Regions from separate parts of the Homo sapiens genome. Here all the other regions are linked to region 3. Evidence: chromatin loops called from intact Hi-C (ENCODE). Cell type or tissue: PC-9. All regions are shown on one strand. Each heading gives the region's core, and the rest is flanking DNA. Links, peaks and the distances in the headings are about the cores only.

Evidence for each region. Peaks named below come from ENCODE experiments on the same cell type or tissue, not always from the same donor. Only the 100,000 strongest peaks of a DNase experiment are listed, where the experiment ranks them.
Region 1: a loop joins it to region 3, with 11 times the contacts of the local background. A loop is called at or near these places in 15 of 110 quality-filtered maps.
Region 2: a loop joins it to region 3, with 7 times the contacts of the local background. A loop is called at or near these places in 5 of 110 quality-filtered maps.

Annotation. Positions count from the first base shown.
Region 1 is chr11:86,627,728-86,638,062 of GRCh38, reverse strand. The region is part of intron 2 of ME3 (malic enzyme 3); the gene reads left to right. Among named protein-coding and RNA genes, the nearest start is that of ME3, 40 kb to the left of the region's middle. In PC-9, for the core only: a CTCF peak has its summit at 5,122; a DNase peak (open chromatin) is centred at 5,102; H3K27ac peaks cover 2,260 bases.
Region 2 is chr11:86,913,744-86,924,078 of GRCh38, reverse strand. PRSS23-AS1 (PRSS23 antisense RNA 1) reads left to right here. Exons shown (of 4, transcript NR_187135.1): 2 at 1,981-2,843. It also overlaps a transcript of PRSS23 not described here. Among named protein-coding and RNA genes, the nearest start is that of PRSS23-AS1, 20 kb to the left of the region's middle. In PC-9, for the core only: CTCF peaks have their summits at 4,088 and 4,289 (motif pointing right); DNase peaks (open chromatin) are centred at 4,338, 7,578 and 8,033; H3K27ac peaks cover 2,885 bases.
Region 3 is chr11:86,738,346-86,748,680 of GRCh38, reverse strand. No RefSeq gene overlaps it. Among named protein-coding and RNA genes, the nearest start is that of PRSS23, 57 kb to the left of the region's middle. RefSeq lists enhancers at 7,010-7,623, 7,760-8,054, 7,624-8,238. In PC-9, for the core only: no CTCF peak of the experiment used is centred there; DNase peaks (open chromatin) are centred at 4,890, 6,650, 7,480, 7,900 and 1 weaker place; H3K4me3 peaks cover 1,014 bases; H3K27ac peaks cover 5,555 bases.

The DNA of each region.
Region 1 (10,335 bases), core at 1,038-9,037, 110 kb after region 3:
GAGCCATGTGAGTTTCATACCCAGGTGCCATAGTAAAGACAGAACCTGCTTCCTTATGTGTGTGTGTGTGTGTGTGTGTGTGTGTGTGTGTGTGTATGCATGAGCATGTCTGCACATATATATTCATATATTTGCACAAATTCATAGATACATTATTTCTACATATCAAGCCTGTGCCCTGTAATCATCAGTGACTATTTTTCTGTGTGTGCAGAGTTCAGGATGTCATCTGGACATTTCTATGGTCTCCGTATCTCCATTTTCCTTATCTCCAATTTCTCCTACTCCCAGTTCAACTTCTTCATCAACCTCTACCAGATGAAATTGGTAATACATGAACTCCCCTTCTTAAAAAGTTTCCTGTGCTTCCTCCCACCTACAGCACAAAGTTAAACTCCTTAGCACAACGCACAAGGCCCTTCTCGAGGGGTGTCTCAATCGAGCCTCATCATCCCTACTCCCTAGTCTGTGCTGTGCGTGCTACACAAGACTCACTGCTCCTAAGTGCACACCAGGCTCTCTTGTTCCACATCTTTGTGCTGCCTACTCCCTTGCTTCTCTTAGCCCTGCTGGCTCTAACATCACTTCCCATGGAAATCTTCCCTGACAGCTCTAGACCAAATATGGGCTTTCTCATTGTGTCTGGGTGTTTATTCCACTGCCATGGCACTTATCACACTGCTGTAATGAGTTTTGCTTTTTTTTTTTTTTTTGTGCTTCTTGTTGTTGTTGTTGTTTACGTATTACCTTCAGTACTATAATAGGATCTCCCAAGGACCGTGATTGTTCTGTCAGTTTTTGTAACCCTAAGAGCCTGGCTTGGTGCTTCACACACATGGCAGATGCTTCATAGTATTTGTTAACTGAATGAGTTAATGGAGACTCCCTGAATGTACGTGTATAGATATTAGTTACGTATAAGACCCACACACTGTTAGTCTTGAAACCAATTGGGGATTCTGGATACAGGCACCATTACTGATTTGCTCATTTTTTTCGCCATTTTTTGCTTCTTTTACTTTTTACATTGATTCAAGAATGATGGCAGGCAAACAGATTCTTAACGCACTTGTCCAGATCTTTGGCTTCTCACTTTCTCTGTAATTCTACTCCTCTGGCCTCACAGCATCCTAAAGCTTAGCTTTTAGACCCTACTCTGCTACTTACCAGCTGCTGTGTAACTATAAGCAAAGCACTTAAGGAGAAACAGAAACTAACCTTCTTAGGAACACCTTCATGTATCTTGCTCATTTAATTCCCATAACACCCTTTTAGATAATCATTTATCAACTCTGTATTTTCAGGATGAAGAAACTGAGGATTTGAGAAGTTAAGTAACTTGTTCAAGATCACACACAGCAAATAGAAAAGCCAGAGTACAAATGCAGCTCCGATTCCAAAACTTGTGCATGTTCTACTGGACTGCTTTGTCCTCTCCAGATCTCACTTTCTCCATCTGAAACATCACCAGGTTGTTAGAGGAGTAAGTCAGGAATGAGGGCTATGCATGCCCTGCAGGCTGTCATGTGTGTCTGGGCATAGGGAATGTTGTCACTCTGGAGGTGCACCAAGGGATGCTTCTCCTGAACCAGTGTTGGTTGCAGTGGTTGGGCAGTGCTCAGCCACTACTCTTCAGTCCTGGCCATGACCTCACTCCCTCTCTTCATGAGTGTTTATGCCAGGCAGTGTCCTAAAAGCATTTCACAGACATTATCTCATTTTAAAGACTATAAAAGCTCCAAGGGGCAAATACCTTAGTTAGTCTCATATAGATTAAAACAAACAAACAAAAAAAAAAAGAAAGAAAAACTGGGTTCAGAGAATGTAATAGGCATCCCTAAGCTCTCACAGAGGATTTAACCCAGAAAGTCTCAAACCAGACATACCCCGCCCTGCCCCCAACACATTTACCACTACACTGAATTGCCTCCAATTCCTACAACCCCTCAGAAGCTTCAGGCTTCCATAGCACCCAGGTTTCTTTCTAGGACCCTTGTAGGCTGGTAAATGATCTCTACCATCTCTACCTGAAAATGTGTGAGCTTTAGCCCAAAGCTTCCCAGGATACGGGGACTAGGTTAAACAAAGCAGCCCCAGAAGAACTAGGGAAAGAAATTATCAAGCCAAAAGACCAGGAGTCCAGTTCTGGCTCTGCCATTTGACCAGACTGTGCTTATCTCTCAACTTCCCTAAGTCTGTTTCCTTGTCTGCAAGATGAGTATCAACATCACTGAGTTGTTCTGGGAAATGACATAGGCTGTGTTAGTCCATTTGTTGCTGCTGTAACAGAATATCACAGACCAGGTAATTTAGAAAGGAAAAAAAGTTATTTCCTCACAGCTCTGGAGCTGGGAAGTCCAAGAACATGGTTCTGGAATCTGGCAACAGCAAGCCTGCAAGACAGAGACAGGAAATAAAGTAGAACTCATCCTTTTTTTAGAAACCTACTCCTGAGATAACTAACCCACACCCAAGATAATGGCTTTAATCTATTCTTGAGGGCTCTCATCATCTCTTAATGGTCCCACCTCTTAATACCATTACAATGGAGAGTAAGTTAGTTTCCAATACATGAAATTTGGAGGACACATTCAAACCACAGCAGGCTATCATAACAAAATACCATAGACTGTGTGGCTTATTCTCACAGTTCTGGAGGCTGGAAGTCTAGGATTGGGGTACCATCATGGTTTCTGGTGAGGGCCCTCTCCCTGGCTTGCAGACAGCCACATTCTCACGGCGTCCTCACGTGGCCCTTCCTCAGTGTATGCAGGTGGAGAGAGAAAGCTTTGATGTCCCTCCCTGTTCTTATAGAGCCAATCACCCAATCCTCTTCTTACAGGGCCAAGGCTCAAGTGATCCTCCCACTTCAGCCTCCTGAGTAGCTGTGACTACAGGTGTGCACTACCACGCCTGGCTAATTTTTGTAGGGATTTCATCATGTTGCCCAGGCTGGTCTGGAACTCCTGGGCTCAAACGGTCCATCTGCCTTGGCCTCCCAAAGTTCTGGGATTACAGGTGTGAACCAGCGTGTCTAGCCTGTTCCTAATTTTTTAACGGTGCCTGGTAACATCCAGAACGGAGCAAAGATACAATTTCACCCCTCAAGAATTACCATTTAGAGGTTCTGGGTTTTTTGTTGTTGTTGTTGTTATTCTCACGATTACAAGTCAATTAAAATGGATAATCCTGTTTAAATTAACTTCTATGGTTTGTTATCAATCACAGTTTCAGTTTGTCCTAACAGAGAAGCCAAGGATAGTGTTCAAAGGAACCTTCCATAAGATTTCCAAGAAAGAAGACAATGGACAAACCAGCTGCTATCTATGATGTTTTATTTTCAGAATGAAACACAAAACAAACAAAAAAAAACACAAAAGACCCAGAACCATTTACTAGCATGTGAATGTGATCCTGTCTCTAACTTGAGCCTTCATGCATAGTAGACAATACCCCAGGTATGGGACTAAAATGCTACCAGTCATTCTTTGTTTTTTGGATAATTTTCTTTTGGCAGCATGATAATTTATTTCAAACCAAAGTCCACGACTTTGCTGAGACACAGGTAAGCTGAGCGACAGTAAGAAAGACAGTCTCATGATCTGATTATGAGCTAAGAAAACTGGGAAGTCTAGAGTTTAAAAAGCTGTCCCACGGGCATGCTGACCATTAGCTGACATGCTACTCACAACCAGGATGTCAGGAGGGAGGTTGGGAACATCATAGCAGTCTAAGGAGAAGACAGTCCTGGTGGGGATGACTGTGGTACCCATGTAGAGACATGAACCCAAGCTCTGGCTCCATACAACCCAGTTCATTTGGGAGGGGGATTTAAATCAGGGCCCCCACTTCTGACTGACCAGATGGAGGCATCCCTGAACACCCCTCTCAGGTTTCCCAATCTCTCCTCCCTCTACTCTTCCTTCTCCTTTTTTTCTTCCTCCTTCCCTTCCTCATGCCCAAAATGGCTGTTTGTAGGAATGGAAGGAGAGGGGTGTATTTTGGGAGGGATTTGGGGACTCAATTAATGGAACATATCAAGGTTAAGGGAGAATAAGTGCAGGAAGGAAATTCTGGTTCCTTTTCTTTCCTCCTATCTGGACTCCAAAGGCACCGTCATGGCAGAATCAGCATGGGGCTGTGAGCCAGTGGCCCTACTCTCATCTCAGCTCTGCCACTGATGGTGGGCCTGTCATTTAACTGCGTTGAGCCCAGGTTTCCCCTCTAGATGGTGGACATGTAACCTCCCCAAATGACCCCATGAGGCCCATGGTAGATGCTTCTGTCTGTGAAGTCCTTCATGATTGCATCTGATGGACAGACTCCTCTCCTCTTCCGGGCCCCTCTAGCACGGTCCTCTGTTGCCCTCTGGCCTATAGAACAGCATGCATTTGGGTTTGAGAGCAACCTGGATTTGCAGCCAAGACACCCATGAGAGTACCTTCCTCTCCCTCACAACCACCCTTCTCATACCAATCAAGTCTCAATGTCCCTAAGCGTCCTGTCTAGCACCTTTTCATTTCTCTTATTACATTTCTCCTCCATGCCCTTACTTTCCAGCTATTTTAATGTGCTCAGTGGAATGTGGCATTTAACAGCACGGGCTCTAGAACCAGCATTACCTGGGTTCAGATTCTGACTTTGCCTCCCCAGACTGTGGCACCTTGGACCAATTATGTAAGCATGTTGTGCTCAGTTTCCTGATCTACAAAATAGGGTTAATAATAGCACCCCTCATGTGGCTGTATGAGAGTTAATAAATCAAAACACACAAAGCCCAGGAAAGTACCTAGCAAATAGTAAGTGACTAAATGTCAGTCTGTCACTGTGCTTATGTCCTTGGTCACATCTCTCTTGTGGGTCAATGAGCTGCTTGGAGACTGTAATGTGGCCTTGGACTTTACAGAGATGAGTTTCTGTGACCAGAGAATAAGCAACCAAATCCTCAGCCTGGCCACACAATGCTGGATGGTGACTCAGTGGTCATTACTGACATGCATATCGGACTCACAGCAGTTTTCTGTGGGAACCCTCAACATCCTGACTCTGTGTCCCTGGGCACAGGGGCCGTGCAGTGCTCAGGCGGAGAGTGACTAAGTGCTGCCATCCAGCTGTGGTGGCTGACTCATGCATGAGGACTGAAGGATGTGGATTCTGAAAGCCCTTCCTCACCGTTGTGTTTCCTGTCCATATAGCCCTGCCCCAGGGCCTGGGGCTCCCATGGAGGACCAGTGCCCAGGAGAGATTCGTGTGACTGCAGAGCACCTGGGTTGCCCTGAAGGAAACCACTGGCCTTCAGTATCACTCACTGCACCTGGGCCCACCCAAGGTCTCTGGAGTGCAGTTCTGCCCCTGTGGCCTCCTCTGTCCCCTCCTTCACAGCGCAGGCTGTCACACATGTGGCAGGTTCTCCAACATATGGCCAGAGAATCAGTGTATGCAGTACTGGAGGGGCCTGAGGATGATGTCCAGGGCCATTCCTCATTTTGCAGACATAGAGACTAATGTCTGAGGGAGGCAGGGTCTTCAGCAATACAGTCAGGACTAGAATCCTGAGGACTAATTCCCAAGTCCATGTTCTTTTCAGGAAACCCTGCTAAAGTAAAAGAATACAACTTCTTGGCTGTAGTGTGAGGAACAGGCAGAAGCAGGCACAGGGAAGCGAGTCCAAGATACCTGGCTTACAGAGCCTGCTCTACCCCACCCCCCTTGGCCATTTTGTCTCCCTTCTTCACTCCCCTATTTAGGCTCTCGGATCAGGCAGTTCCCCACTACTTCCCCACAAACTGTGAGGCCCCTGTGAAGCTGCTCTCCCAGAGGCCCTCTGCTCAGGCTGCACTCTCTTGCACCCAGCAGCCCTTGAACACATCACTTTTGGAAGTATCCAGTCCACACCACTATGCTGTTGGAGTCAGGCAGGTCAGAGTTGGAATCACAGAAACTATGTGGCCATGGACAAGGTACTTAGCCTCTTTAAGCCTCAGTTTCTTCATCTGTGGTCTTCTTCATATAGGTAAAATAAAATAATTTGGCTGGGCATGGTGGCTCACACCTGTAATCCCAGCCCTTTGGGAGGCTGAGGCAGGAGGATCACCTGAGGTCAGGAGTTCGAGACCAGCCTGGCCAACATGATGAAACCCTCTCTCTCCTAAAAATACAAAAATTAGCCGGTCATGATGGTGGGTGCCTGTAATCCCTCCTATTCAGGAGGCTGAGGCAGGAGAATTGCTTGAACCCGAGAGGCGGAGGTTGCAGTGAGTTGAAATTGTGCCACTACACTCCAGCCTGGATGACAAGAATAAAACTCTATCTCAAAATAATTTATAACTATCAGAACAGTGCCTGGCAGCCCGTAGGCTTCCAATGTGCCATGCCTGTTATTATTATTGCCTGTTATTTTTAAAGCTTCACTCAAATTGTCTTTATTATGCCCATGGTTCCAGATGCATCAGAATTACCTGAGGATTTTTATAAACAAGACAGTCTGATCTATTAGGTCTGAGAAGGAGCTAAGGAATTTTTTTTTTAAGTTCACCAAGGAGATTCTGATATGCGTTTGGATTTGGGAACCACTAAACCCCTTCATTGCCCACGGTTTTCTTATGAGTTTGGCACTAGTTCTCTCACATTCTTGTCACTGCCTATAAGTTACAGGCAGTTTTGCAGGTGGACTGACCTTAGATTTGGAAGATCCCAACTTAGATCTGTAACTTTTCTATCCCTCCTAATGAGCTACATCTCACCAAGACATTAATGTGCAGAGAAGGGGGAGGCAGGAGAGCACAGGGACTGTGACCACTGGGCTTCAGAATTGGAAATCCCTGTGTTCAGTCCAAGTTTTGGAACTCACTGGCTGTAGCTCTTCAGGCCAAGCTCCATGACCACTATTTTGTAACTGCTTGTTAAGAGGGATTTTGTTCAACCTAACATCTGCAATTCGGTACATAGCATCCTTCCCCTAATCCAGCAGTTCCTCCAACCTCCTGTTTCCCAGGGCCTCAGGCCCCAGACCTGGGCTCATCTGTGACTCGGTTGGTCCTCCCATCCTAGTCCTCCCCCATTTATGTCCTTCCTGCCATCCCTGCCGCCTCCATCGGAAATGAGACTTCCACAAACACCATCTAACCACCTGCCCTCCCTCACCCTGCTCCTTTCCAGGTTTCCTCAGGGGCTCCTGATTAGCTGTGGCTCCCTTTCAAACTTTCACTGCCTCCCCACTGCCTGCATACTCTGTGTGGCACTGCACAGGCACTGGCCTCAGCCCTTGAAAGTCCTGACTCGGGTTTCTAATGTTCTACTCACACTTAGTAACATGGTCATTCAATAATAACAACAGCTTCTGAGGAGACGCTGGGTGTTGGTATTCCGAGAAGATGCCAAAGAGTGTGTTGTCTCCAGGCCACAGGCCTGATTTGATCAAATCTGCTTCATCCTTTTGATTTCTCTTGGCATTTGGACTTGTTTGAGGCAAACACTGCAGGAGGTTTGGTTTTTACCTAAAATTATAATGTTGCTTTTGGGCTTGGAAGCTTGCGTGTAAAGCACTTGTGGCTGTTTAAACTCTGCAGCAAAGAAAAGGCCAGGAACACATTCCCGGTGCTCTGTTTCATGGAAACCCAGAGACAGCACAATCCATAACATCATGAAGGATACAGGAGAGGCTCTGGAGACCAAACCCACTCAGGTGTCCAGCTCAGGCCCCCAGATATGTCACTGGAGTTGGAGCCTGCCAAGTCCAGCTGCATTTGGAAAATACTTCAACCAAGCGCTGTCAGTCAGGGCCTCATGACCAGAAATCCATGCTTCTGCTGCTTGCTTTTTCCCTTTATTGATAACAGAGGTAACTCAAACCTTTAGCTCATATGTTATTAGCATGACCTTGAACTCTCTTCTTCAAAAGAACATTTTTGGGGGGATACACTGTATGTAAAATAGATCAAAACAACAAAAGGTTCATCAGGGGATGATGATCTCTATTCAATAGGGGATGTAGATCTCTATTATTGGTGGCAAGTAAATCACTGCAGAACCTCTGAAGTTCCTCCAGGTCTAGAGTTCTGAAACAAGTGCTTGTGTAGGCATTATTCAGACTCAGTTTCCTCTTCTGCATGCTTCATACCACCTCATTGTCATGGTGCAGGTATAGCAGAATTAAACCTCAACAGTGCACATTTAGACTGTTATTTACATCCAATTTCAATCACAAGTTCTCAGCCATCTAAGCTGCTAGTGAGGTGCCTGGCAGCAGCGGGTGGGTAGTAGTAAGCCCAGCTAGCAGGGTAAGTTCTGTAAGCTGCCTCATTAGATAAGAATGGCTGCTTTGCTCAAAGCCTCAAATACTCCTGGCTTGTGTCCTCAGGACTACTCTTGAACTCTGGAAACAAACAATGGGACACCAAGACACAGAAGATACCCAAGACAGTAAGAGCTGACTTTAATATTGGAGGACAGTGTAGACTGGCTGATATGTTTTCTCTGAGAGTAAAACTTCAAGTAGTTTTATCTTCATACAGTGTCTCAGGCTCCAAGTGATGAAGGGAGTTGTAACCAGTATAAGTATACTAGTTCCTGGTGGGAGGAAATGTGTCCTTTACCCACGGGGGAGGGGGAGGGTCTAAACCAAAACACATTTAGTTAACCTCCTTTCTTCAGCAAAAGAGATTGTTTCTCTGTTTTTAAGAACGGGTTTTTTAAGTTAAGGGCTTCTTTAAGAAAACAAATAAATGAGTACGAGCCCTGCATCTTTCTCTCGAAATGTGTTTTGAAACCTCACAGACAAAGCCATGCCTCTGGGAATAGTCCAGCTGCTCTGAATGTTATGACGAAGGAATACAAGTTCAGGGACATGAACTCGAGATGCTAGACATTCTCATGACCTGGTGAGAAAGATAGCAGGGCTCCAGTTTCCAGGCCTGGGTTTTCTTTCCCCAAAAGACAAACCATCAGTCAGACCCATTGAATTCACTGTATCACCAGTTAGGTTTTGCAGGAACAAGGGGCACGCATGTAGCTCCCAGGCCTCTCTTTGCAGACCCTGTTTAATTGGAATTGTTAATGCAAGACTGTGAGGAAGAAGAGCGGACTGGTTCTATGCTTTGGGAGAATCAGATGACAAGCACAGCACTTTCTTTATCTTTGATTTTTCCATCCCTTGCTTGTCAATACTAGATTTAGACGTTTCTCTCCATGTAACGTTTCTCCTTCCTCATAGACTTTTCTGTAATGAGGACTATAAAACTGAGGCTCACAGGCCCCATAATTGAGTCAAGGCCTACCCAGTGCAGGAGTTGCAACTGCGGTCTGCATGAATCTAAAGTCTGTATTTCCATTTTCTGACGTGGTTACCTAACCCATTACCTAGAAAGGAGCTGAGTTCCTAGGCAGGTGAACAGAAACATTAAGGGCTTCCAGGTAAGACTGATGTCTAGATCAGAAAATAGACCTTAGTATCAAATAGTCTATGAGGACAGAGCCACTGTAGGACACTGATTCTCAGCTTTGACTGCACTTTACAGTCATTTGAGAAATTTAAAAAAATACTAATGACTGTCTCACCTCCAGAGATTCTGAACAAATCGGTCTAGATTATGGCCTAGGCGTCAGAATTTTTAAAAGCTCCCCAAGTAACACGAATATGCAGCCAAAACTAAGAACAACTGCTTAGGAAAGACAGAAATAGCATCTTAGAAGGGGAAGCTGGAGCTGTTTAAATATCTGCTGCCCCAGGACCAGGGCCCAGAACAGGCTCCAGTGGCTCCCGAAGTATTGGGAGGAGGCTGGAGATGGCGGCAGGCAAGGGAGCTCAGCCAAGGCTGGCAGCCACACACCACACTGACTGTTATTCACAGAGCGAGCCAAAGGATTGACTCCTACATACTGGCATGTAATTATTTTATGAACTTAAATCTTAACTCTCCAGATAGATTATAAGTTCTCTCAGTTTGAGATGCCAGCACCCAAAAGATGTCTACCATCTTCCCCATTGAATCATCTGCACCAGAGGGCAGGACCTGTTGCTGTTCTTTGCTGTCTCTCAGGCTGCGTAGCACAGTACCGCACACATGGTGACTGGACATGGAGGGTGGGGGGACTTTAGCTGGAAGCATAGACATCCTGGAAAGGGTGATATTTTCATCTTAATTGATTCCAGAAGCCATTCTGCTTTCTCATCTGAAACTGGGAATTGCTTATGCGTGGTGTTAACTGAAGCCACCCTTTCCTTGCAAGCCCATAGGCCTCTTGCCCCACATTCAGCTTCCTGTGCTTTTTCTTTGGTACAAGTATGAAGGCTTCTGCTGGACATTAAATCTGCTAGTGAGATGGCCTTGGCAGAGG
Region 2 (10,335 bases), core at 1,278-9,277, 180 kb before region 3:
GAAGCCTCCCTACATTTACTGCTAGGTGTCAATGATCTACCAAGCTTGAGAAGCACCGGGGCTTCCTCTCCATTCTTTAAGGATCCTCTTGTATACCCTTTTACAATGATTCTGATGATATACGATTCTTCTCAAGGAAATATATCTTAGGGAATAACCAAGCCAAAGCACCCACATTGACTCTTGAATCGTGTTTTCTGTTGGGAATTCTTACAAAGAACTGGAGAAAACGGGAAAAGATTCCAGGCCAGTTCTGTCACTTACAAGCCAGGTGACATTAGCCAAGTTTCTTAACTTCTGTGGGTCTTCTTTTTACACTTATTAAATGAGGAGGGTCATTCTTCCCTCTTAAGTGTGTTATACAGACTAAATAACAGTGTGTACAAAAGTGTTTGGCCCAGACTAGCAACTTAATCAGTTTTCTTACATAAGAAACTGTAGTCTAAAGTTCATATGATCATAGAATACTGGAACTAGAAAATGCCTTGTAGAGCTTGTATAACTTTAACAAGAGAGGAGGTCCAGAGAAAAAGTCTGAGATATACATATTCAATGACCTTTCAGCCAATTGGTGGCCTATAGTCTAGTTCTGCTTTGTCCATTAGAAATATAATGTATAAGCCATACATGTAATTTAAAATTTTCTAGTAATCACATTAAAGAAATAGAAGGTGGTTTATGCTGGTAATCCCAGCAATTTGGGAGGCTTAGGTGGGAGGATCACTTGAGTTCGAGACCACCCTAGGCAACACGGCAAGACCCCATCTCTACAAAAATATTTTAAAAAATTAGCTGGGTGTGTTAATGTGTGCTTGTAGTTCCAGTTTTTTGAGAGGCAGAGGTGGAAGGCTCACTTGAGCCCAGGAGTTCGAGGTTGCAGTGAGCAATGATCACACCATTGCACTCCAGCCTGGGCGACAGAGACCCCGTCTCAAAAAAAAAAAAAAAAAGTAGACAGGAACAGGTGAAATTAATTTTAACATATATTATTGAACCCGATGTATGTGATATATCATTTTAACATGTAATGGATATAAAAATTAATAATGAAATATTTTACATTTAGTAGCCCCAAAAAAGGGCTACTAAATTTTCAAAACCTGCTGTGTGTTTTGCATTCACAGCACAATCAATTCAGACTAACCACATTTCAAGTGCTTAATAGTCATATGAGGGTAGGACCTACAGTGCAGGTGTAGTTTAATTCAAGCCAGCAAACATTTTGTGCACCTGTTATATGCCAGGAAGTCTGTTAGATGCAGGAATATGAAGGTGAACAAACATACCAGGGTAATAGGCAGACAGCTCTGGAAAGCACAAATTATAATTCAATGCTGGGTGTCCCTTCCTGTCTAGGCTGCTGTATTATTTATTCATATGTTTGAGCAAATGTAGAAAAAAATTCTCTAGAGAATATCTATATCTTTAGGGCATTTTCTTCTGCTTAGATATCAAGGGATGGAAAGTATTTATTTTTACTGAGCTACTACTGTGTCCCAGGTATTGTATCTGCACTTGACAGGTATTGTCTCATTTAATCTTCATAGTGATGGTGTGAGGACATTATTTTGCCCATTTTATTTTTATTTTTATTTGTTTATTTTTTTTAGAGATGGGGTCTTGCTATGTTGCCCAGGTTGGTCTCTAACTCCTGGGCTCAAGCAGTCCTCCCGTCTCAGCCTCCCAAAGTTCTGGGATTACAGGCAAGAGCCACTGTACCTGGTCACATTTTGCCCATTTTAAAGAGGAGGAAATAAAAGTTGAGAGTGGTTAAGTAATTGTCCATCTGATTTATCAGAGGTAGACCTGGGACTCAATCTCAGAAACAAGGCATGTTTAACTTGGTCAGTATTGTCTCAGGGAGATTTGGAGAGAGGAATGTTCCTTGGCCATTATTATTTTTATCTATTTATAAACATTCCCAAAGTTTCCTGAATAATGTGACTGGAGCTTTATTTTAATAATAACTTTCCATTCCAGGTGACCAGTGGTCCTCCTTTCTGAAGGCTCTTGCTACAAAGGAAAGATGAGGATATTCTATTTCTTGATCCCTCTCAGCTACTGGGAGCTGCTTTGTGCCTTGGAAGCCTCAAGCTGAAATGGATGTCAGCCTCAAGTTTAACTCCAAGAGGGTTCACCTTGTTTCTTTGAACAAAATGTGCTGCCTGTTGCTTCCCTTTGCCAGGAGTGGTGTTCCCTTTTCCACAGGTCTGGACCACAGTGTCTCTAGCTCCCGCTCCTGGATACTTGGTTACTGTGTGTTTCGGTAAAAAAGCATCCACAACATGAATATCCACTAAGCTGTAACAGGGCCTGCTGCAACTATAGTATTTCCTGAAAAAGTATCAACTGCCACAAGGGCCACAAATAAAGTCTGTGAACTTGAAATAACCATGGAGAATGAAATGTTCTGATTCAGATCATCGGTGGGATTTCACTGGGAAATCTCCCACTGGGCAAGAGTAGATGATGGAGGAGGAGAAACAGTCACTAGAAAAAGGTGATACTTTGTATCAAGAAACAATTAAAAATTAGATCACATCCTGAAACATTAAGCATATGCTCCTTTGTGAGGCTTGCCTGGCTGAACTTGAACTGGATTGAGTGAATAATTTCTTAAAAACAATCAAAATCACAGATTTATTCTATTTTAAATACTTATATTTACTTATATTTCATTCAGAAATTAGTTAACAAATAATTTTTGAGTATCCTGGGAACTGTTCTAATCATTAAACATGCAAGTTTGAAGAAAGTAAGGATGAATCTGCCTGCGTGGGGCTCTCAATCTAGCGAGAAGCAGATAAGAAGACAAATGTCAGGGAAGATCACACAACCTTCAGGTAATATTTAAGCTGAGACCTCACTAGTTGCTAAGACTGGATTTCAGAGGTCAGGTTTGGATATACAAAATTTAGGAGCTGGTACATGACATTTAAAACCATGGGAATGAATGAGATTTCCTAGATAGAAAGAAGAAAAGAATATTGACATTTAATGTTGAACGGAGTAGGAGGAGCTGAACAGGGAGACCAGGAAGGAGCAGACAGTGAACCTGGAGCATGAATAGGAGAGTGGGTGTCATGGAAGCCAAGAGAAACAAGAATTCAAGAAAGAAAGTTTCTTACTGTAGCAAATGGCGCTGAGAGGGAAAGTAAGGCCATGGAATGATGACAATGACAACAGTGACGAAGGATCATTGAGTATGGTATCATGCTGACATTTGTTTCTACCCAGGCTAGGTCGTTACTGAGGGGTGGTAGCTAAGACAGGGTGGGTTGAACATGAGGAAATGAAGACAGAACATGAATTTTTGGAAAGTTTGGCTACAATGGGAAGTAGAGAAATGGGGTAATATCTGGAAGGGGAGGGAATTGAGTCAGTAGGGTTTTGTGTTTTGATTTTACGGTAGGGCATCTAGATAGATCATGTTTATGTACCTATTCCCACTCTGTTCTCTCTTCCTGAAGAGTCTCCTCTGGCAAACTCCATTCTGTAAACGTCCGTATTTAAGTGTCCTGTTCTCTGTCAAACATTCTTCCCAGGCCTAGTATGATGTTTGTCCCCAGGCTTCCATGCCATTATGTGTACACATTATCTGCCATAAGCTTACCTTATTGCATGGCAATGGAAGTTTTTCCTCCTTCTCTCTTCTTCATTAGACAAGAACAGGGTCTTGAAAAGTAGAGACTGTGTCTTCTCAAGTTCGGACTACTGGCACAGGTAGGTGCTCAGAACTTGGCACCAGGAAGATGCTTATTAAATATTTGAAGAACAAATAAGTAAATGAATGAATAGACTAACTGAGTTTGAAGGCAGTGCTATGGCAGATTTTTCTTATTTTATGAATGGAAAAACTATGGCATAGAACAATTTGGAATCTGATAATTTTACAAATTCGTAGGAGTGCTGGAAAACAGTAAAATCTTCAGTCTTGCTCCTTGAGCTGTTGCCCAGGTCCCTCTCTGGGACTGCACTAGCAGCCCTAAAAAACACCTGGGGCTGATACCCTCACATTCACACCAAACCGCAGACCTCACCACAGAAGCACAGGCCTTCACGCTGGCGTCTGCAGTCTACTTGTAGTTTGATTTTAGCAACATTGGCCAAGTTGAGGCTGGGAAGCAGCTGGTGAACAAAGGGTGGATGCACTTTTCTGAATCTAGGGGGAGACCAGGTTAGAGCCATGCTAAGTGAAGCTGCTAGGGTAGGTGGGCCAGGCAGGGGAACAGGCAAAGATACCCTTGGCTCCCTTAAACTTGGGCTAGAAAAAACAAAGACATGGCTCAAGGAGAACCACAAGGTGTCACTGTTCATCCTCAGTTAAACAAACACTGATTTGGGCAGGGACTTGAGAAACACTGCAAAGAACTTTATTTTGCAGATGAAGAAACGGAGGCCCGGGGAGGTAACATGATTTGACTAAGATCACGTAACAACTTAATGGCAGAACAATTATGAGAAACCAAGTCTCTTAACTTTCAGACTGGCAGGACCACTTTCTCCCATTGCTCCTATGAGATGGCATTTTGAGATGAGGAGTAAGCCTTCTCTACAATCATTCACTCAAGACAATGGCTTTCAATTAGAAATAGAACAGAAAAAAAACAAGAGAGAGAGAAGAAAAGAATGAAAAAAGCGCAGCATTCACTCTCACATGTGCCTTATTCAAAGTGCTGGGCTAAGATGCCAGTGCCCACAACGAGAGAGTGGCCCACAGGGCCTCCGTCTGTGGCAGGCTTGAATACCCGAATAGAAAAGTATCAGGTAAAGGATTTCATTCTTTTTATGGCTCCAACTTAAAAAGAGTCTGGTTCCCAAGGAAAACAGGAAGCCAAGTTGCTCAGCAAAGAATTGGCTGAAACCTAAGTAGGACCCAGATAAAAACATTTGCTGGATGGAAGGATGTGGGCAAATTTCTGGGCCCCGCTGCTTGGGGATGGGAAGCTATGAGGCAGAAGACCCTTTGTGAAACAGTGACCCGTGCACCAGGCATTTTTGCGGATGTCTGGAAACTGCGAGGCAGTGGAGGAGTCATAAGTTAGTTGGTTTTTTAATTCCAACTAACTTTACTCCACCAAGTATCTCAGGAGATTTCGCCTATGCTCTTTGGCCTGACTCCCACTAGGCCCTTACTCCTTCCATGGTGGCTTCTACTGGAGCCTCTTTCTTAGTTCCCAGGTTATTAAAATAATAATAAATTCAAAGAGCTTTGTTGTTTTCTTAGGTAATATAATTAATATGCGCTCATTACAAAAATTCAGATACCAAGTAGCAGAATGAAGAAAATAAAAGACATCTGTAGTCTCTCCATTCAGAAATAACTGCTGTTAGCATAATGCTGTATACATTCAGGCTGTTGGCCTGTGGAACACCTGGTATATGTCCTCGGCCCTGGGTTTACAGCTGTAAAGCTGGCACACACTAATCTCAGCTCTCACAGAGCCTACATTCTAATTGTCTGGGAGAGACAGACAATAATATTTTGTAAAAAAGTAAAATATATAGGATGTCAGATTGTGGTAAATGCTATGAAGACAGAGAAGGGGATGGGGATTTTAATGGTGGTGAGGTGGCAATTTAAAAATAGGATATTCAGAAAGTGACATTTGAACAAAGATCTGAAGCAGATGTGGATATCTGGGAGAAGACTTCTTTCTTTCTTTCTGTACATAGACAATAATGCAATTATAACATAAACAATATATGAATACATCTTTGATTTAAAATCTTCAAATAATACAGAAATATATGGGAAACAAGGGAACAACCTTCTCACCACCCTCCTATTACCTTCTCCTCTCTCCCAATAAGCACTTTGGCAATGGTGTGTTCCCTGCCCAAGCTTCATCTCTGCATTTACATTCATTTCTGTATATACTGACACAATAGCTTTATTTTATTTCCTACGTAAATGAGCTCATCCTTTGTGAAGGTGATATCTTTTTATTTTCAGCAAAAAGAGTCGTCTTAACATTTTCTAAAATTCAAAGGTATGTGAGAGCTATAGGCCTCATTACTAAAAATGAAATAGCTAAATGTGATTGCTAAGTGTGGGTAAATGTTTTACTTCTTCCTTTGGGCTAATAATCTAGCATATACTGAATTCTATTGAAATAATTTGTTTCTGCCTCTGTCTCTGCTACTACACAGTGAATTTTTTGTGGCCAGGGAATTAGGTCTTCGCATCTATTAATTTCCTGTGCTTGGTGCAATGCCCAGCATGTGGTGTTTGGTAAATGAATAGGCAATCAATTATACTTTCATACATTACTGTGGAAGGCTTCCAATACTGGGTGAGATATTGGCTGAGATCAATCATCTGCCCTAATGTGGTCCAATCTTTTCTCCATTGAAATATCTATGTCACTATGGGACACAGCCACTGTGGGATGATAGCCAGGATGACTGTGGTCAGATCCTACAAATCAGATAGTCCGATTTTAAGCATTAGAATTAAAAAATCAAGTAATGAGAGCTACCTTTCATTCCTCTTGCTGCAAGAAAAGAGTTAGGACACAAATGTGCTAAGCACTTGACCTAACACTTCTTGTTCAAGACACAAAAGTCTCAATGAAGTAGATATTATTTTGTGGACAAGGAAACTGAAAATCAGTGATTAATATGGATATTAGTTAGATCCATTCATGTGTCTACCATACAGACTTATCAGATCTTAACATTTCCCTATGTTTGCCTTAATTTTTTTCCCCAGAAATATTACACCAGAGGCCCACGATCACAAATTCATTGATTGATTGAGACGGAGTCTCACTCTGTCGCCCAGGCTGGAGTGCAATGGCACAATCTCAGCTCACTGCACCCTCCGTCTCCCGGGTTCAAGCGATTCTCCTACCTCAGTCTCCCGAGTAGCTGGGATTACAGGCTTGTGCCACCACGCCTGGGTCATTTTGTATTTTTAGTAGAGATGGGGTTTTGCCATGTTGGTCAGGCTGGTCTTGAACTCCTGACCTCACGTGATCTGCCCGCCTTGGCCTCCCAAAGTGCTGGGATTACAGGCGTGAGCGACCGCGCCCGGCTCCACAAATTTAATTGCAAACATTGGATGGCACATTTAAAAAGCCACTTAAAACAACTTTGTCATTTTATTCAATGGACATGAACTGAGCCTCGGTGCTGGGCTAAGCTGTACGGATACAGAAAGGTATAAAGCTCTGTCCTTGTGCTCACAGGGACTCACTTTTTAGTGGGGGTGGCAGACGTATAAGTTTTACAGTTGAGAAACTGAGGCACAGAGAGGGGTGGTTACTCTTTCAAGAGGCAAAGCCAGGTTTATACACCGGGGGTCAAACAAGCTGGCCTCTTGGTGGACTGGGAGGCCCCTACACATTCCTGGTCTGTTGGAACAGTGTGGATTCTGAGTGGGGGCACCTCTTCTCTGGGTGGGTCCAACTGGGAAGGGGAGCCAGTTTGACACAATGAAGCCGAATCTGTGAGAAGCACTCATGAGTGTTTTTCTCTCTTTCCACTAACCATCTTTTTGCTGCAAAGAATTAAATTCTTTTCTGGTGACACACACTTCCTGTCAGTATGAGGCACACCCAGCCAGACAAAACCACCCAAAGTAAATGAAGAAAAATCCTTTTAATTCCTCTAGGTCCACAGATTTGGTTTCTGCTGGATTGTTGCCATTTTCCCAGGGGTAAAGCCAGAGGTGGATTTGGGGAACAGCAAATAAGAACAATACACTGATAAGGGTAACACCAGTGACATGAAAACATTCACTATTTATTATCTCCAATTAAAATTCCATATTCTTATAAAAGCAATTCTCATCATAGAAAACTCAGAAAGCTACCAAAATTCGTGTTTATGGGTTTTTTTTGTAAAAAGAAAACCAAAATCTCTCAGTCTAAACTACAATCACTTTAACATTTTGATGTATAAACTTTCTTTTTAAATATTATATTTGTATGCATTATTTATTCTGGTCTGGTCATATAACTTTATATGACAAATACTTCCTTATATATTATGCACTTTGTTTTGTTTTGTTTTGTTTTGAGACAGAGTCCTGCTCTGTCACCCAGGCTGGAATGCAGTGGTGTGATCTCGGCTCACTGTAACCTCTGCTTCCTGAGTTCAAGCAATTCTTGTCCCTCAGCTTCCTGAGTAGCTGGGATTACAGGTGTGTGCCACCATGCCTGGCTAACTTTTTTGTATTTTTTTAGTAGAGACAGGGTTTCACCATGTTGGGCAGGCTGGTCTTGAACTCCTGGCCTCAAGTGATCCACCTGCCTTAGTCTCTCCCAAAGCGCTGGGATTACAGGCATGAGCCACCACACCTGACCCATTATGCTCTTTCAAATATAATTACAAATATAATATTTCATTATACAGTTGCTCTATAATTTAGTTGGTCAATCTATTGTTGGACATTTAAATTTTCTATCTTTCAGTTACTATATTATTACCACTTTAGCCAGGCACAGTGGCTAAATATGTATTATATATAATTATATGTTATATATATATTACTTATATACATTATATATTAGTTTTATATATATAATATATATTATTATTACGACTCTAAGCAGATATTTGCCTTATTGAGTGACATCACCGGCCTCTTTTCTTACATTATCTCATTTCCTTATAAGCCTCCAGAGTAGACATTATTACTGTATTATTACTGTTTTATAAATGAAGGAACTAGAATTCAAAGAGGATAAAAAACTGTCCCAAGTTCAAAGCCAGGCTTTACACCTAAGTCTCTTTAACTCCTGAGCCAACACTACCTATTGCCACACTCTGGGTGTGCCTGGTGCTCCCTAACCCACCCTGAGTTTTCTGTCTTACCAGAACATCATTACTTGTGATGTAAGAGTTTTCTTCTACTCTCCTTTGCTCAAAAAACTTAATCCTAGTCTCACTCCTTTCATGTTCCCATGAATCCCCTGGCCTCTTAGTAAAATTCGGGTTTTCCAATTAAACGCTCTCCATTTTAAAGTTCCCAGGCAGCTGGACTGATGCGATTGATGGTTCCCAACTGCTGTGCCATGTGCTCTGGTCCTCCTTCCTTCTCAGCTGTTCCCAGAAAGGCAGGCTATGAGGTTAATCACGTCTCTATGCTGTAAAACTGAATCCTGATACACTCACTAAAGCCCTCGTGGTTATTTGTGCCCCATTTGTATTCCCATTTATATTCTGAAACTTTTTCAAAATCTGAGATGCTCTCAGCAACTCAGTACATTCTAAACAGGATATTAAACTTTTAAAAAATGTATAAGGCTTAAAACTCTCTTCTAAATTCCAGACTTGGAACAGTTTAATTGACACCCACTCAGATGTTTTGAAACTTAACACATTCAAATCAGAATTATTGAAAGTTTTTATATGTGCAATGATTACATGTCAACTAAAAAGGGGAAAAAAGGTTCTGCCACATTATAATCCTTTTTTCCAACTGTTTATTTCTGTTATTTTGAAAGAACAATCAGATGGTACTTTTTTCAAAGACAGTCACATAAAAACTGAAACAAAATATAGATTAATTACATTTTTTGAAAATTGTGTGATACACGATTATGAAATTTGTAGAAATTTTATGTGGAAAAAGAACAAGGGAAATCGAGTGAAATGCTTTGAAGGCATCTATGACATAGGATGCTGTGCTCTTCCTCACCTTCCATTCACTTTTTAACCCTCTCCAATGTGCCTTTTCCACCATCTGAAATTGTTCTCACAAAGGTCACCAGTGACTTTCCAATTGCAAATCCAATGGGAGTTTTTTGGACCTCAGCTTACCTGATTAATTTGAGGCATTCAATGTTATTAATCAGTAACACTCCTTTTGCAACTTTCTTTCTTTTGTTGTTTTTTGTTTTTTGAGATGGAGTCTCACTCTGTCACCCAGGCTGGAGTGTAGTGGCACGATCTCGGCTTGCTGCAACCTCTGTCTCCTGGGTTCAAGCAATTCTCCTGCTTCAGCCTCCTGAGTAGCTGGGACTACAGGCACACGCCACCACGTCTGTGTCTGGCTAATCTTTGAGGTTTTTTTTTTTTTTTTTTTAGTAGAGATGGTGTTTCACCACATTCGTCAGGCCGGTCTCAAACTCCTGACCTCAGGTGATCCACCCGCCTCAGCCTCCGAAAACATTTGGATTACAGGCATAAGCTACCGGGTCTGGCCACAACTTTCTAGTCTCAGTGTCATCACAACCAGTTTCCAGCTTCTCTGACTTTTCTTAGCTACCCTGTTGTCCTATCACTCCCTGCCTCTTCTCCAGGGTTCAACCTCTGGTCCACTTCCCTTCTCACACTTCATAGGAAAATACCACTCAAGATCATTGCCTCCCCTCTCACCACAAC
Region 3 (10,335 bases), core at 1,027-9,026:
CCTGTCCAATGCCTGGAGCCTGGTTCTGGGTGCTGGGAAGAGCTGACCTCAGCCAGTGAGCACCCAGGCTGTGATCACTGAGCTGTCTGGAAGGGCTGGTCCCTCCACACACAGTGTACCCCTAATGAAAAGCAGATTTTTCCACCCCCACAATTGGGGTGAGATCTCCTCCTCCTCACCCTAAGAACAGAGGAAGAATGTTCCAAGAATATTTGCCATAGCTATTCAACCAAGATCTCGTTTTCACATTCCTGTTGACAGCTTTCCAGCCCTGGGCTAGTCTGTTGTTTTCGTCCTGTGGCCACCCGACTTCCATTCCCAGCACAACCCAAGTCAGAGGCACCCAGAATGACCCCCATCTCCACAGCAGTAAGCGCTTGGCAGTCTATGCCACTGGGAAGGAAACTGTTCCTGGCCTGAGCTTGTGCTGTGAAAGGGGAAGGGGAGGTGAGTTAGCGCATCTTTATAACCAAGTGCCCAGGATGGTGTTTGGCACACTGGGAAGGAAAAAGTATAAACAGTCCCATGATGTAGTCTCTGAAATAAGCTTCCCTCTCTGGTATCTGAATACCACCTCTCTGTTATCTGAATACCACTAAACTGCCTGCGCAATGACTGTGCCAGTCACCTTACATACACTATTGCTTAACCTCATAACCACCCTATAAGGTGGGGTTTTCGAGTCCATTTTACAGACAATGGAACGGAGGCTCAGAGAGGTCACATCTTTCAGGTTCCAAAACCTGCATTATTTTAACAATTCCATACCACCTCCCTGACATTTTTGTGGCCAAATACTCTGGGCTGGGCCTGGTGTCTCACACCTGTAATCCCAGCACTTTGGGTGACTGAAGCAAGTGGATTGCTTTGAGCCTGGGAGTTTGAGACCAGCCTGGCCAACATGGCGAAACCCCGTCTCTACAGAAAATACAAAAATCAGCTGGGCATGGTGGCAGGCACCTGTAATCTCAGCTACTCAGGAGGTTGAGGCAGGAGAATTGCTTGAACCTGGGAGGGAGAGGTTTCAGTGAGCTGAAATTGCACCACTGCACTCCAGCCTGGGTGACAGAGTGAGACTCTGTCTCAAAAAAAAAAAAAAAAAAAAAAAAGGGAATACTCTGTGCAGACACATCACATACTTTGAAGCTGCTCTCATCAAAAGCTTGGGTGGACCCCAGTTGACAGAGCAAAAGAAAGAATGTCTCTGAGCCCAATGGAATCCACTGCAGTCACTCCCCAGGGTCTCTCCTACAACTGTAAATCTAAATGCCAGCCATTCCCTGAGAAACCAGAAGCCAACCGCAGAGATCATGAGCTCGATGGAGAGAAGGTTCACATGGATATGCTTACCACCACCCTGAGATTGCAGTTGTGGGTGCCTTAATGGCTGGGTGAGAACCAGGTTTTTGTTTTTGAGACCAGTTACCATTATACTGAACAACCATTACAGTAAAAGAAACCTAAAGAACTAAGCAACAGCCAATAAATATCTATCTGATGAACATTGTCTCCAACTTTCCATTTCTATAGTCTGAAAATTCAGTCATTGCAAAGGCAATCACATTTAAGCGTAGTACTCGAATCTTTAGGGCACTGAGCCTCCACCTATGTCAATGTAGGAGACTGGTCTTTCACAGAAACTCATCCCAAACATTTCTGAGAAGCCCCAGGGATGCTTTCAGGTGTCCAAGAAGCAGTGCTGGTGGTTTCTTGCCAGGTGTAGCAGCTGCTGCCTGAGGCTGCATGCTGCTACCACTCTAATGAAGAGAGTGAGTTTCTTACATGTCACGCTCAGTGAGGGGTTCATAGCTTCAGCCACAGAGTTAATACGTTTTCTAAAAGACCTATTTAAGTTCATACATATATTCCTTTTACAGCTGTGCATCATGACTGGGACAGGCATGGTCTAATATCAGCTAACAGAGTGGATCTGGAAACACTCCAGATCCCCTCCAGGCCTGTACTGGGTCTGGCTGCCTGCTGGACCCTGTTTCTCTGATGGATGATTCAATTACAGGAGAATTCATAGCCCCTTTTGGCAAAACTGGCTCTTAAGTGACAGTTCGTATGCATTGTATTTAAGCCCCCTGGTAAAAAGATTTAAGTCCTTTTCCTGTCCTAGTGGATTCCTCAGCCCTCTTGCAAATCAGGGGATGACAATGAATCTGTGGGGAAAGGAGCAGTGCCACTATTTTTGGGAGGTGGGGCAATATTACCTGAAGCAGCAGTTCTTGCTCAGCCAAGATTTTTTTTTTATTAGATTTCAAACACAGGCAAAAGAACCAGTGCTTAGCCAACTAGTCATAGGCCTCTAATTAGAATCAAAGGTTAGTTTTGAGGTGGAAACTAACAGTTAATTTAGGTCAGTGTTTCCAAATTGTGAGCTACATACCCAGAGTCTGTGGATTACAATACTCCAATGCAGAGGATGCCAAACATCACCTAGACTATGAAGAAATAGCACATCCTGCCCACTCCACATGCATAGAATACTATTTTTCAAACATATGTGCCCCTGCTGAGATTAATAAACTATAAGCGCAACACAAAGTGTTATCGCATTCATGATCGTTTTAAACTGTTATGTGTTTTCTCTCTTTTTTTTTTTTTTTGGTTATGTGTTTTCTCAAACAACCAATATAAGAATTAATCTACATTTACATAGAGGTGGTTTTGGAAATTTTTTGACTTAAAAAATTGATCCTCGTATTGGAAAAGTTTGTGAAACTTTGTGCTAGAATTCTACCTCCTAGAATTACATGTTGGGGTGGCAGGGGGCATTGTAAAATGCAACCCAAGTCTAGGATTCTGTATCTAGCAGTCAAGCCCAGGGATCTGTTTTAGTTCACTCGCCCAGTGATTCATCTGCATACTGAAGTGTAGAACCTGAGATCAGGTCAACCCACTTATCCCATGGCTGAGGGAATTCAAGCTCCAGAGAAGGGAAGTGACTGGGCCAATGTCATAAAACATGTGGTCAATAGAACCTCCTTTATCCTATGTCTCCACCCCACAGCGAAAGGAAGAGCAAGCTACTCTCACCTGGGAGGTCCAGCTGGTGAAGACCACAAGAGACTGTCTCCAGTGGGTGAGGTGTTCTCCCTCCAAGGCTTTTACTATTCACCCTCGTCTCTCACAAATGCCCCAGATCAGGCTGGCCGGGCCACTACCTCACTGATCTCTATATGTTCAGCATTTTCTGTCTCTCCCAGCCCTTGCCAGAGCTTCTCCTGCTTCCTGATGTCCCACCTCATCCTGCCTATTCTCTCCAGTCCCAGTTCTGAATTGCTATTTTCTGAATGCTGTGTCCCCCTCAAATCTGTAGGTTGAAACCTATTCACCAAGTGATGGTGCCAGGTGGCGGGGCCTTTGGGAAGTGACTAGGTTACAGGGCAGAGCCCTCATGAATGGGACTCATACCCTTAGGAAAGAGCCTTGAGGGAGCTCATTTACTGCTTCCACATGTGTGGTCACAGAAAGAGGCATCATCTATGAACAAGAATACAGGCCCTCACCAGACACCAAATCTGCTGGTTTCTTGATCTTGGACTTCCCAACCTCTGGAGCTGTGAGGAATAAATTTCTGTTGTTCATAAGCCATCCAGTTTCTGATGTTTTTGTTATAGCAGCCCAAACAGACTCAAATACCAATTCTGTCTCAAAAATGTTTTTCAGGACCATCCTAAGCCTAAGTATCACTTTGTGGCCTTGAAACCCCTCCACACCCTGGAGTGTGCTTGTGTTTATACTGTTTTGTGTGTGGAGGATGGCTAGGTTGTGTTTCACATAATGTCTAATGCAGAGATGTGCTGAAGTTTCTTACTTGATGAATGAAAGTGCTCAAATGTGGATGACACAAACTCCAAAACTGTTTAGTGTGGAAATACTCACCATTTAGCCTTTTATTTATTTATAACCACTTTTTGAGCACTTTGTGTCATGCCCAAAGATGCAAAATGGACCAACTGTAGTCCTTCTTTCTCTTTCTTTTTTTTTTTTTCTTTGAGATGGAGTCTTGCTCTGTCGCCCAGGCTGGAGAGCAGTGGCGCGGTCTCAGCTCACTGCAAGCTCCGCCTCCCAGGTTCACACCATTCTCCTGCCTCAGCCTCCCAAGTAGCTGGGACTACAGGCACCCACCACCACGCCCGGTTAATTTTTTTGTATTTTAGTAGAGATGGGGTTTCACCATATTAGCCAGGATGGTCTCAATCTCCTGACCTCGTGATCCACCCACCTCGGCCTCCCAAAGTGCTGGGATTACAGGCGTGAGCCACCGCACCCGGCCAGTCCTTCTCTTAAGGGCTATGTGTGCTGATGGTAGTTTAGATCTCTGCTGCTGTTTGATTTTTTTGTATATTGGCAAAAACTTAATTTTTTTGTACCCCAATAAATGATTATTTAACATTGTAAACAATTAGCAAAATTGTGAGGAAGAGCAGTCATTAATGGAAATAAATCCTTAATGAATAATATAATATTTAATCAATTATAAAGCATATCCTATATTCCAGGCTATTTATGAACAGGATTTCATTTATTCCTCCATGCAACTCTTCAAGTGCACTGTTATTTCTGTTTTAATAATGGAAAAAATGAAGCAAGTGACTTGCCTAAGATCCTATCAAATGTGACACCGGAATTTAAATCCAGGTTTGTGTAATAACCAAGCCTGTGACCTTAATCACTGCTCTATGTCACCTCCCCTGTCCCCAGACAGCCTTTCTGCACCAGGGTTTCATAAACACTGAAGCATAAGCAGTTGCTAGGGGATAATGAATGACACTGAGTCACTAAGGGCAGCCAGCAGATCTGAAGTGATTGATGAATTTGTTACCAGTAAGTGGGGTTAGAAATTACAAAACAACATTAGAATCTATTGCACACAACCGCAAGCTGTCAGTGAGGTGAGACATGCAACAAGCCAAGGTATGTCTTTATTCTCTGATGCGCGGTTTGGTGTCTCAACAAGTCTTCCCAGCCATTTACCCCAGAGCCTGCTCTTTTTCAAGGGTGGTTCTCTAGAGGCAGTCTGGAGAAATTAGATTATAAAAGTTTGTCCCCAGCCTTTTTTGCCTGACTCATGGTGTGGTCTCAAGCCAGTGAGTCACCAACCTGTGACTCAGTTTTCACAGCCTACGCAGGGCTCAGAGTTTGACTGTTGGGCTCCCAGGGAATCCTGGGAATCCTGGGCTATACTTCTCTCCTTTGGCTTGTAAGAGTATCTTTTAAACTGTCAGAGGTGCTCATGGGTGGCCCAAGAACAAGGAAACTGAAGTGGCCTCACCAAGGGGGTCAGCCTCTGTTTCTGCTGATGCTATGTAATACTGAGTGTGGATCCTCTGCTCTGTGGGTGGTGCTCTGTGGCAACGGGCTGTCAGAGTGGACCAGTACTCTGAAGAGGAAAAAATTATCTGTGTGAAGAAACATGGATTCACTTCAAACCTGTCCTTTCCGAGCTACACTGAGTAAACTGGGACAGCTTCCGGTCCTCCATCCAGGTCACAACCCCACCCCCACAGTCCTCTGGGTAAACTCTGGTATGAAAAATTCATTTCGGATTTGACCAAGGAGCTCAGAAGTTTATGTGATGGGGAGCATAGACTATATCTTGGGAACAATTAGGTCTTCAAGAGGTCTCCATCCTCTGCCTACTTACAAACAGAACACAGCTCAGGTGAGCATCCTGGGAGACACCATTCCCAGTATGGGTTGTTTCAGCGATGGGACATAAGATGTTTGGAATGGGCTACTTCTTGCCATTAGTTCACCTGACATACCAAATATGATCAATATCAAGATTAAAAAAATGAGCATGACAACATATCCCCAAGATGTGGATTTTCAAGAAAAGGGCTCATGTACCTTCAGTCTTGGCCCTCAGCCAGGTCAAGAGTAGAGGAAAGGGTCAGAGGGACCAGCTTGGAGAGAGAATTAGAGAAGAGATTCCTTTGGAGAGAGCTGTTACAGCCCTCTCCCTTAGAGGGAGGCATGGAGGTGCTGCAGGAGAACGTGAAAAGATATTTCTTGCACGAGGGACCATAGAGAACTAGTCCTGAGTAATGTCTGGGAGAGCAGACCATGACTGGGTCCTGGCTCCTGCCCGCTGTGGGCAGAGGATGAGAGAGGAGTAACTTGCTGTCTAGGTTCAGGAACCAGGAGGTGTGCTGGGTGGGTTTGGAATGCATTCCCAGAGTTGTTCAAGGTCATTTCCTATGCACTAGATGTGGGACACACCAGAAAGAGAACCGTTCTGTGGGCCATCTTAGATCTTCTCTGAAAGTGCCTGTGAGAGAAGTGAAGGGATTTTCGCAGGAAGATTGGAAATGTGCTGCTCCTCAATGCCTCAAGTGGCTCCAGGAATGGCGACACATCTGTCAGGGTCAAGGTGACTGCAGGACAGAGGTCCCACAAAGGGACTTGGGAGCAACCCATGGCATGGCCCCTATGAGAAGAGTGCTGCTCTGGCTCACCCAGGGGATGCTTCCCTTGGCCAAAGACCAGACTCAAGTCAAATCTGTACTATTGCTTTACCTCTTCTCCTGCCCATGGCTTTAACTGTGTTGGATCTGAAACAGCAGAGAGAGAGAGAGTGGGGCAGGAGAGGTCCAGGACAGGAGAAGTCAACAGTGTATTATTATGCCATGAGTCATGCTTGTTCAACATACTGGTTATACAAACCAGAAAAGGTTTTGTCTGTTTTTCTTGGTTTGTTGACCTAATTACTAATACACATCTTTACTTTTCTCTTAGAGCCTGATCACATCCCTACCTTTCCATTCCTTCTTTCTGCATCTCATATTTTGTATACACTTCTATGATAGCACTCCATCTTGCATTATAACTGATTGCTTACCACTATTTCCATACTGAAAGATGTGTTCTTTGTGGCAGCAGCTGTATTTTATTTATGTTAATATTCTCTATATCCAGCTCAGTGATGCCATATGGTTGGTATGCAATCAATTCTTGTTAAATGAAAGACTAAATGAATATATGCATATTGATAGGAAGAACTTGGCAAAAGGGAGATATATTTAGGCCTTTTGAAGCTTCTTGAATCTCACCAGCTGGGCTGGGCTCATAGTTCCTGCTTGTAGTTCCATTCACATTCCCTAAAGACCTGGGTAGCTCTTTGAATATTTGGATTTGTTGAGGGGAATCCCAATTATACTCATTAGACAGCACATCCCTGAGGAGGGATGGAAACATTGAGAACACGCTCTCCATCAGGGTAAATAAAAGAAGGGAACTGAGCCACGCCTGTCCAATCTCAACAGAACCCTCTGTTGTACAGGAAACAGTGGAGAAATTGTTCATTTACATCTCATTCCTGATGGAAATATTCCAACTGCAAAGCCAGTGTCAGCTTTGATTTCCTGCCCTGAGAGGAGGCGCGGTCAAAAGGCACAAAGTGGGCTTGTGCAGTCAGAGGAATTAGGTTGGGTAAGAAGAGACTCTCACACTCCATCTTTGTTCAATGGTGGAACTTCTAGCTGGGGTGGTCAACCCAGCCCAGCCCAACCTTAGCCTTGGGGGCCTGTGAGGACTCCATTCTCTTAGAACCACAAGATATCAGGCGGAAGAGTGAAGGGCAGACCAGGCCTGAGGGTCAGTGCCCCAGTCCTTGGCTTGCTTCCTTGAAAAGAGCAAGCACTGAGAGGCCCTGGAGTTTTGGGAATCTGAGTGGCCAAGGGCAGGCAAACGAGAGGCCTATTCCAGGGCCTCCATTCCCAACCATTCCAGTTGCCTTGAAAAAGGAGGAATTCAAATAACCTGGAAAAGGCACTTACAGAGCAAAAGCACAGCCAGTTGCTATCTTACAGCTAATTTTAAAAATGTCCTTTTCTCTTGAAATTTCATCACCATGACTCATCGCACTGCAGGACAAAATTCTGAAGCTCTGAGTCAGACTGGGCACTGGGAGCTGAAGCTCAATGGGAGTTTTACCTAAATAAAGCCTGCAAGCCCAGCCTGCTGTGATACATGCTTAGAAATCTGCTGTTTCAGCAATGCACATGCCCTTGCACCTCTGCTGTTCATACAGTTGCCCACACCTTCCTTCTTCTCTTAGACATGAAGCCCCCCTCCCTTTTTTTCTGAACCTTCAGTTAGTGTGCTGTTATCTTCTGTGATAATTTAGTTCCTTTTCCATATCCAGTCTGCACTGCTATAGGTGCTTTGCTGATACTTGCTGCCTGAACAGGTGTGATGATAAAGCACACGTTTCAGAAAGAATCTAGGATCCTCTTCTCTAAATGCCAATCGAACTGATTGGTATTTAAATTTGGATCTTAGAATGTCAGAGTGGGAAGGAGCCTCATTCTCATGTTATCCACCCTCCCTGTCACTGTAGGTAAGAAATCCAAGACTCAGAGATATCGGCCAACTTGCCTGAGGTTAACACAGCCAGTCAGGATGAGAATCTAGACAAGAAGCCAGGGTCTGCTCATGTCTACATCTCTTTATTAGACTGTCTCTGTTTTTCTTTATTATATGTCCAGATTAATTCCTAAAAACCCACATCTGGGTATTGGAGGAGGGGGGTCATTTTTTGGGGACCTCTAGGAATGAGAATGGAAGGCAATGTTCAGGGCTGAACACCTGCTCCTTGGTATCCCTTGAGCTGCAGTCTGGTGACCTGAGAAGGTGGTTGTTGCACCCATGAAGGCAAGAGACCTGGAGATAGGCCATAGGAGGAAAGGTGGGACTGGTAGGGAGTGGCCTGGAGGCTGAAGACATATTCTCTATTCAGGGATGGTGGCAGTGGCAGGTTAATCAAAGCAACAGAGATGAGGAACTAGACCTATGGAAACTCTGGCTTGTCAACTGTCCTGGGACACATGGTGGGTATGGCTGTTATTGTAAATGAAGATGGGGGCCTGCAGTCAGATGGTAAGGTGGCTCTTGCATCAGGCTGTTGAAATCAGAATTTTGGGGGTTGCTACAGAGGCCCATTCACATGAGCTTAGGTGGAAAGAATCATTGTAAGAATATGGAGACCTCACAGGAAGCCAAGGATAGGTGCCATAGTGCAGCCAGGACCCCTTGGGCCTAAAATCAAGACTCTGTCAGGAGCCAAGGTGGCTAGCTCTAGGCTCCATTCTCTTTGGCTCTGTGTCTCTGTCTCCGATCCCTCTCACCCTCTGTCTCTTGGTGCCTTGTCTTCCCTTTTCTCCTGCCTGCAGTGCTCCTCACTGTAGTTTGCCCATGGCTCAGAATGGCTGCCCCTGTATTGAGTCCATCTCATTAACCTTTGGCTTCATAGCTAACTGGCTATGATTTTTCCAGACTCTAAAATCGTAAGAGAGGAACAAAATTGGCCCCGATCTCATATTTGGTTCTGGTCACAGACATCCCAGTTCTCCCCATGGATTAGCTGTTTATGTCAGATGTCCAATCAACTGTGGCTGTAGGGTTAGGGTCTCCAGGGCACAGCGTGTCAGTAGGGAATGGAGGAAGTTTAGACCATGGAGACACAGATTCCAGCTCTGCCATTTATAGGATCTGTGACTTTGGTCAATGCTCCTTACTTCTCTGAGCCTTAAGTTCCTACTCATCTGTAAAATAATACCAACTTCACAAGGTTGTAATTGCCTGTTGGGTTCTTCCTGCCCTCTGCACAGTCAAAATCTGTTCACTGAGGTTGGGGCATTGCAGTAGAGAAAGAGTTTAATCGACACAAGGCCAGCCCATACAGGAGAACTGGAATTCTCACTCAATTCAGTCTCCTTGAAGGCTCAGAGCTTAGGGGTTTTATGCACAAGTTGGTGGGTAGGGGGCTGGGAAATGGGTGCTGCTTATTGGTTGGGGTTGAAAGAGTAGAGGTGTGGAAAATGGTCCTCATGCAGTGAGTTTGCCTCTGGGTAGAGCCACAGGATTAGCTGAGTCATGAGTCAGAGTCCAGGAGGGGTCAGTCTGAAAGATATCTCAAAAAATCAATTTTAGGTTCTACAATAGTGACACTATCTATAGAAGCAATTAGGGAAGCCACAAATTTTATAACCTCTGGCCACATGACTCCTGAGCGGTAAGGGATTATAGAAACTATGCCAACACTTTAGCAGAATTCGGGCCCTTCCCAGAATCCTATTCTAGTTTACAAAGATAGTTTTCGAAAATAAAATAAAATAAAATAAAAACCCCACAAAGGGAGTTTTCAGTCCCCGAGCAAGGAAAGAGTTCATTTTAGGGAGGGACTATTATCATCCTTGCTTTTCAGTTAACCATAAACTAAATTCTACCCAAGGTTATCTTGGCCTATGCCCAGGAATGACCAAGGACAAGTTGGAGGTCAGAAGCAAGATGGAGACAACTATTTTAGATTTCTCTTACTGT